2 separate regions of the Homo sapiens genome follow, and region 1 is linked to region 2. A link is an interaction called in ENCODE POLR2A ChIA-PET data of the cell type or tissue named here. Cell type or tissue: GM12878. All regions are shown on one strand.

What was found. ChIA-PET counts read pairs that join two places held together with the same protein. Peaks named below come from ENCODE experiments on the same cell type or tissue, not always from the same donor. Only the 100,000 strongest peaks of a DNase experiment are listed, where the experiment ranks them.
Region 1: POLR2A ChIA-PET joins it to region 2 with 6 read pairs; 5 of 35 experiments call an interaction of 5 or more read pairs at or near these places.

What each region holds. Positions count from the first base shown.
Region 1 is chrX:44,969,148-44,973,147 of GRCh38, forward strand. The region is part of intron 3 of KDM6A (lysine demethylase 6A); the gene reads left to right. Among named protein-coding and RNA genes, the nearest start is that of KDM6A, 98 kb to the left of the region's middle. RefSeq lists an enhancer at 2,557-2,851. In GM12878, no CTCF peak of the experiment used is centred here; no DNase peak of the experiment used is centred here.
Region 2 is chrX:44,897,486-44,901,485 of GRCh38, forward strand. All of the region lies in intron 2 of KDM6A (lysine demethylase 6A), which reads left to right. Among named protein-coding and RNA genes, the nearest start is that of KDM6A, 26 kb to the left of the region's middle. In GM12878, no CTCF peak of the experiment used is centred here; a DNase peak (open chromatin) is centred at 1,669; H3K4me3 peaks cover 1,286 bases; H3K27ac peaks cover 2,149 bases.

The sequences.
Region 1 (4,000 bases), 72 kb after region 2:
AATTGTTTCTTCATATTTTTGAGCTGGAAGTTTTCCCAATTATAAGTTCCCTGAAATTCTAGCCAGTGATAGATTTTTCTTGCATTCTTCCTTCCCTCAAGTAATTGGTCGTTTGTTGCATTTCTGTCACTTTTGGGCAAAATATGCTTTGGTTGTTTCAATTCTTAAGCAGTTACAAATGGCCAGGGCAAGTTACATGCCAAGAGCTGCCAATGTGGAGAAGCCTTAAGTTAGAGCTTGGAGGGTTTTCTTTCTCTTTTTATCTTTTTTTTTTTTTTTTTTTTTTTTGAGATGGAGTCTTGCTCTGTTGCCCAGGCTGGAGTCCAGTGGCGCGATCTCGGCTCACTGCAAGCTCTGCCTCCCGGGTTCACGCCATTCTCCTGCCTCAGCCTCCTGAGTAGCTGGTACTACAGGTGCCCGCCACCACGCCCGGCTAATTTTTCTATTTTTAGTAGAGACAGGGTTTCACCGTGTTAGCCAGGATGGTCTCGATCTCCTGACCTTGTGATCCGCCTGCCTCGGCCTCCCAAAGTGCTGGGATTACAGGCGTGAGCCACTGCGCCCGGCCCTCTCTTTTTGTCTTTTGTGGGTTGAATGACAGTACTCTATCCTGGAATATTTATAGTATAAGAACATGAAATGTGTGTTTTCCAATCATAGATTTTGTTTGGCTTCTCCAAAATTGTCAATTTTTTAATCCATTTTCTGTAATCATTCTAAAACAGGTTTTAAGCATTGTATGAGGATGTCCAAATAAATGATTTCCCTCATTCTGTATTAAGGACTTTAGAAAATTCTAGTTACAGTAGACTAGGAATTTTTTTATGGATAACTACCTTAAAGATTAGAAATAAGGACTGTGCTTTGGTCAAAAGGATTTTACTAGAGAGACTTTGGTGAGGTGATGGGTACTTGCATACTGCACCTTTAGAGTTTTAATGATTTTTTTTCTGATTAAGAAACAGCACGTTAAGATCCTTCTTAAAATAAGATGCTAAGCATAATGAGGGTAGAGTATAATTGTTTATAAAATGTGTAAACGAGTAGAAAGATCACTATGGAAGAAATGGAACAAATGCTCATGGAAGAAATGGCTCAATTACAAATCTGTTCCTGCCATTTAGAGTATTAACTTTGTGACTTTGAATTTGAGCATTCATATTTATTTCTCAGTTCACCATATTTTTGTATGGATGCCATGTTTCTCCCAACTGATAATTACATGGACTTCTTTTTTAAAATATTTTATTTTTTCTCTTTAATTTTTTATTTCTTTGGGGGTTTTTTTGTAACATCTTTTCACATCACATGGACTTCTTATACTTCAGTTTTATTTGCTTTAGAAGACATCATACTGTCTTTTTAAAGGTTCCCCAATCCTAAAAGAGAATTTTATGAAGCCAGATGATATATATAATTAATCAAATTATTGAAAGTATGCCCTCCAAATTTGTGGAAATTCTGTAATATCATTACAAGGGCAATCTCCAGGTTTGATATGGTGACTGCACAAAATTGTCAGGGACCAAGTCTTCTGTTTTCAGCATGTTTTTAGGTACAAGTATTAAATACCTGATTCTAGCTTAAACAATAAGGACATTTATTACCTCACATAATAGGAAGTTCATAGGTGGATTTTTCTCCAGGCATGGTTTGAAGTCTAGAAGGATCCAGTTACTTTTCAGTCTGTTTCTTCTGTGCTGTGGGCTTCATCCCAAGATAGTTCCCTCGTGGTGGCAGTTGGTAATATATGCTTCCTTGTTCACATCCATTAGTAGACAGAGAACCTTTTTCATGTCTGTCATCTATAAATCAGTGGTGATTGGGCCACCTGAGCTCATGTGCCCATTTCTGGACTAAAACAATCACCGAGATTGCCAGGAAACTGATAACCTTTTCAAATCAATAACGGGGATTGAGAGTGTGGTTAGAAATGAATGTGAGAAAATCAGCCACACCATTGACTACACAAACTCTTGCTTGACTATTTTTTTTCTACAGCTGGTTTGATAAATTTGGTTTGCTTTTCTTTTTAGAAGACCATTAATTAATGACCTTTATAAACTAGCTACCCTCATGCATGAAGAACTAGGAAATGGGAGATGGCTTAAAACCAGTTCTTCACCACAACTGGAAAAATTTCTCATAGTCTAACGTCCTTCCAGTGATAGGTTGGTTGGCATCATCTTTATGCAAAAAAGATGAGCATTATTCATATGTAAAAGTTATTTTTTCAGATATGTGATGATGTTTTTGGGTAATGTTTCTGTAATTTGAACATATTCAGAATGTTCTTTATATGATTTTATATATATTTTGGCAATTTACAGTAAAATGAAAACATTTCATATAGAGTTTCAGAAAACATTAACTTCCATTTTTGGTAAATCTTCTTTTATTCAGCATCTCATATATTGTAAGGTCAGCCGAGAGAAAGGAAAAATAGACCCAAAGTCAGGCGAGTAAGTTTATTGAACCTGCTGGCTGCTCCACCACAGACAGAGGAGGCAGCCCTGAGCTTACAAAATGAGGGGTTTATATGGGGGAGAGAGACCCTGGGGTCGTTTGTTGGTTAACTTTGCCATATATAACCTTGTGACATTTATGGTAGCAGCCAGATGAAGGAACTTACAGGAGGGTTTAGGTAAAGTTTGTTTATGCTTCCCACGACCTCCCCTGTGCAGTCTGGATGGTTTGTAATTGGGGTTTGCTTATCGCAGCAAGGTCTGATAAGTGAAGTCTGCTGGCTCCACTGGGGCGCCTGGATAAGAGCTTAGAAAAGTAAAGAGGCTGGGGGAAGGGTGAACGGCACAGAGAAGGGTTGCAGGGCGTTAAGGCAAGGGGTGGGCAGTACGCAGGGGTTTGGGGGGAGTGTTGGCAATACCAAGAAGCTTTTTTGGGGCGGTTTGTCCCTAACATATAGTCAGAAGATAATGTTTTATTTACTGCTTTGTTGAAGAAACAACTTGGTCACTAGTGAAGGGTAACATGCAGTGTGTTGTAAAATGTTTTTTGCTAGTTTCTGATCCTTAAATTGAGCAGCATATTATACTTAAGTAGAATGTCTAAAAACCTATATATGGTTTAAAGACTATTAAAATTGACACCTGTCTACCTACTCTACAAGTTAAGAAATAGAATGATACTGCTACCACAAGCCTGTGTTCTCTCCAGTTGCATCCTCCTCCCTTCCTCTGTAGGTGTAACCCATGCCTGGCTGTGATGTTCAGTGTTCTCTTGCCTTTCTTTCTTTTTTTTTTAATCCACTGATAAAAGTATCCCTGAACAAGATACCGTTTATCTTTGGAAAGCTGAATAGCAGGCACGAACATAGCTATGTAAGGAAGGGGCCATATTGTCACTATTTAGAGGAGGCTCTTGGGAGAAGTAAAACTAAAGAAGAGATTTTAGCGTTATAATGTGGCTTCTGGTTCCTCAATAGTTTACAAGAGCCACTTTTGGGGAAGGCAGTGTGCTGGGGCATGTGTGACTCTTGGCAAACATAATACCCATAATTAGGACATATGACATGACCAATATGAACCAGGAAAATCTGGTCAGGAATATGAACAGAGAGAGTGGGTTATTCAGAAGTAAATCAAATCAGGCCGGTCATGGTGGCTCACACCTGTAATCCCACACTTTGGGATGCCAAGGCAGGTGGATCACTTGAGGTCGGGAGTTCGAGACCAGCCTGGCCAAAATGGTGAAACCCCGCCTCTACTAAAAATACAAAAATTAGCTGGGCATGGTGGCACGCGCCTGTAATCCCAGCTACTCAGGAGGCTGAGGCAGGAGAATCACTTGAACCTGGGAGGCGGAGATTGCAGTGAGCCAAGATCACCCCACTGCATTCCAGCCTGGGCAACAGAGTGAGACCCCATCTCAAAAAAAAAAAAGTAAATCAAAGCAGAACACTTAACACTTCTGGGAGCCTTCACATCATCTATTTTGTAGAATATAGAGGGGAGAATAGAAACTTTATCAGAACATGGTCAAA
Region 2 (4,000 bases):
CCTGGTTTCTGGTATGGCATGAGATTTTCATTTGTACTCTGGACATTTTGGATATCATACATATTTTGAGAACTGTGCATCTTGTTCCTTTTTTCTTTTAAGAGACAGGGTCGTGATCAGTCATCCAGACTGGAGTGCAGTGATGTGATCATAGCTTGCTGTAACCTCAAACTCCTGGGCTCAAGTGATTCTCCTACCTTGGCCTGCTGAGTAACTAGGACAACAGGTGTGTGCCACCATGCCTGGCTAATTTTGTTTTTTTGTTTTTTTTGAGATAGGGTCTTGCTCTGTTGCCCAGGTTGGTCTTGAACTCTAGGACTTAAGTAATCCGCTGCTTCAGCCTCTTGAGTAGCAGGAGTCACAGGTGTGCACCACAGCACCTGGCCTATTCTTTTTTATACTAGGCAGTTCCCTTGTTGAAGTGTAGTGCAAGGGTTAGGTGGGTGTGTTCATTCAGCTTCTTGCTGGGTCCTGCTGATAATTACTGTGGAAAAAGTGGGGCACTAAGTCATATGGCCTTAATGCAGACTGGTGGGATGGAAGTTCAATTCCTCCCTTACCCTCACATCTTCCTAACAAAAGTTGGGCACCATTTTATGCCACCTTGTTGCCTCTGAGTAGGGGTATAAGATGAACTTTCTGACGGGCCATGCTGCCTCAGCAAGAGAGAAGTAGGGAGGCTATCTCACACTGCACTGATGCTGCAGGGTGAAGAAAAAGCTCCTTACCTCATACCACTTCCCCTGAGTTGATGCCAGGTGGGGAATGGAAGCTCAGCCCCCTCTGGGTACCACTGGCATTTGAGAATGGCTGAAATGGTTGTCAGCTACTCTGTCTTACACTGCTTCATTTAGCCTTGATACTGGGTGAATGTGGAGGTTCAGCTCTTCACTGGTTACCACTGATACCAGGGGTTGGGGCAGGGAGTAGAAAGCTGACTGACTCTAACTCACATCTCCTTGTTCAGTCTTGTTGATGGCTGGGTAGGGGTGCAGGTTCAGGTTCTTGCTGGGTCCTGTTGACACCAGGCCTGTGTGTGCAGGAGGGAGGTGGGAGTGGAGTGGTGGTGAAAGGTAGTGGTGACTAACTGCTTCACGCAGCTTTATTAAGCCTCCTTGCTAATGGGTGGTGGTGGAAGCCTAGCTTGCCCCTAGACCCCACTGACACTATCTTAAATGGGTGAGTCTGAACACCGCTTGCTCTTACTGGGTGGAGTATGGAAGATCAGCTCCTCTTTTAGGCTTGCCACTAACCCAACAGGGGAACTGGAGCACCCCTGTGTGGGGGATGGAAGATCAATTCCCTGTTTTGTCTTGCCAACACAACCCTGGTAGGGGCTCCAGTCCCACAGCCTGCTTTTGCTGGGTGGAGGGTGTAGGAGCACTTATCCACTCTGCCCTTCCAGTACCACCTGGTGCAAAGCACCACCTGCTTCTTCTGCTTGGTGGTGGTGGTGGGGGGGTGTTAGATTAGCTGTATGCTTGGCTCCACTGAAACTGCGGAGGGAGGGAGAGGGAGGGTGTGTGTGTGTGTGTGTGTGTGTGTGTGTGTGTTTGTTTGTTTTCCATTGGTATTTAGCTTGAGTAAGATGGGTTTTGCCAGAAAGGTTTCTTTGGTAAGCTTACCCTTTTATCTGCTTCTGCTTTGTGGTGGGGTGTGTGTGTGTTTAGATTAGTTGTATGCTTGGCTCCACTGAAACTGTGGAGGGAGGGGGAGGAAGGGAGGGTGTGTGTGTATGCGTGTGTGTGTGTGTGTGTGTGTGTGTGTGTGTGTGTGTGTTTTCCATTGGTATTTAGCTCAAGTAAGATGGGTTTTGCCAGAAAGGTTTCTTTTGGTAAGCTTACTCTTTTACCTGCTTCTGCTTTGTGGTGGGGGGTGTATGTGTTAGATTAGCTATATGCCCGGCTCCACTGAAACTGGAGGAGGGTGTGTGTGTATATGTTTTCTTTTGGTACTTAGCTGGAGTAGGATGGGTTTTGCCAGAAGGGTTTCCTTTGTTAAGCTTACCCTTTTCCCAGCCTTTTGACTAGGAGGAACAGGCTTTTCTTGGAATTTTTTTTTTCTCTGTGACAGTTGGTGATACTGTATTGGGGTCTTCTGAAGCAGCATCCTGTCTTGGAAATATGGGTGGCAATACGAAAACCCAGGGATCTCATTGCCTTATTACTCCTCAAATTATGAAGTCTTTAGGAAATCTGCTGCTTTCTTTCCACTTTTCAGATACTTTCTATGCTTGTTTGTTGTATTATGTTCAGGGTTTTTTAGTTGTTAAGAGGGAGGACCTGGGAAGAATGAAGCTATGGTACTCCATTTTGGTGGAACTGGAAGGCTTATAGTAATTCAATTTTGAATTATGAAAGTTTTGTCTAAAGATATTATGTCGTGAACAAAATAAGTCAAATTTAGGAGAATCTTGTGACAAAATCACAACATATCCTCATTTTAAAGCTGTTTCTATTAGGGCGTGACCCATAACTGTTATTTCGGGGATATGGTTTAAATAACTAGAAGGCTTACTTTTGAATATCAAATGCTTTCTGTCATATTCTTTAAAGGAAGTAGATATTTACATGCAAAGAAAGAAACTGAAAGATAAACTGGATTATAGCAGAATGTCACTGTTATGGTTTGCCATCAAACAGCAGTTACTCTTTAGTTTCCTATGCCAAATATACCAGTATAACATAACATTCTGCTCCTTTCAACATATTAAGGCCAGCCAAACAAAATTTTTTCCCCAAAATTCTTAAAATGCTTAAAATAGGCAAAGTGATTCAGAAGTTTTTAGGAGTAGGAAGGAGAGGCGGTACGTACAGATATGTTTCTGTATGAATTTCAAATGAATAAGCAAGGGAAAACTTAATAGGTAGGAGGCATTAGTCTTCCTTAGGCAGGGAATAATTATTATTTCAGCAATGTACATGTAGTAAAGTTCTACAATTTTAATTCATTCTAGCTCTAAAAATTCTATGATTTTATCCTTTTTTCTGTTCTTTTAAACTTGTTCCTGTACAATTTATAGACTTTTTTTCTGAGAAAAATCTTCCTGGAGAAAAGATTGTTAGGCCCTTCAATAATAGGGAGTTTCTCTTAAAATAAGTTTAGCCGTTTTGTTATTTAAGAAATGATTTGGCCGGGCGTGGTGGCTCACGCTTGTAATTGCAGCACTTTGGGAATCCGAGGCGGGCGGATCATGAGGTCAGGAGTTTGAGACCAGCCTGGCCAACACAGTGAAACCCCATCTCTACTAAAAATACAAAAATTAGCTGGGCGTGGTGGCAGGAGCCGGTAATCCCAGCTACTCGGGCGGCTGAGGCAGGAGAATCACCGGAACCTGGGAGGTGGAGATCGTGTCACTGCACTCCAGCCTGGGTGACAGAGCTAGACTTCGTCTCAAAAAAAGAAAGAAATGGTTTGTTTATTTTCTGTGTAATATGTTTAATAATAATATTCTGCATTTTTCTTTGATCCATTAGTTATTTTGGAGTGTTTAAAGTTTTTCATATATTTGTGAATTTCTCCAATTTGTTCCTGTTACTGATTTCTAATTTCACTACATTTTGGTCAGAGAGCATAGCTTTTAAAATTTTAATTCTTTTAAAATTATGAGGACGGCCAGGTGCAGTGGCTCACGCCTGTTATCCCAGCACTTTGGGAGGCCATGGCGGGCAGATCACTTGAGGGTCAGGAGTTTGAGACCAGCTTGGCCAACATGGTGAAACCCCATTTCTACTAAAATACAAAAATTAGCCAGGCGTAGTGGCAGGCACCTGTAATCTCAGCTGCTCGGGAGGCTGAGGCAGGAGAATTGCTTGAACCTGAGAGGCAGAGGTTGCAGTGAGCCGAGGTGACAGAGTGAGACTCCATCTCAAAAAAATATATATATATATATACGGGGACTTGTTTTAGTGGCCTAACGTGGTTTGTCACGGATAGTGTTCCATATACACTTGAGTAGAATGTGTATTCTGCTGTTGTTGCAGGGAGTATTCTATAGGTG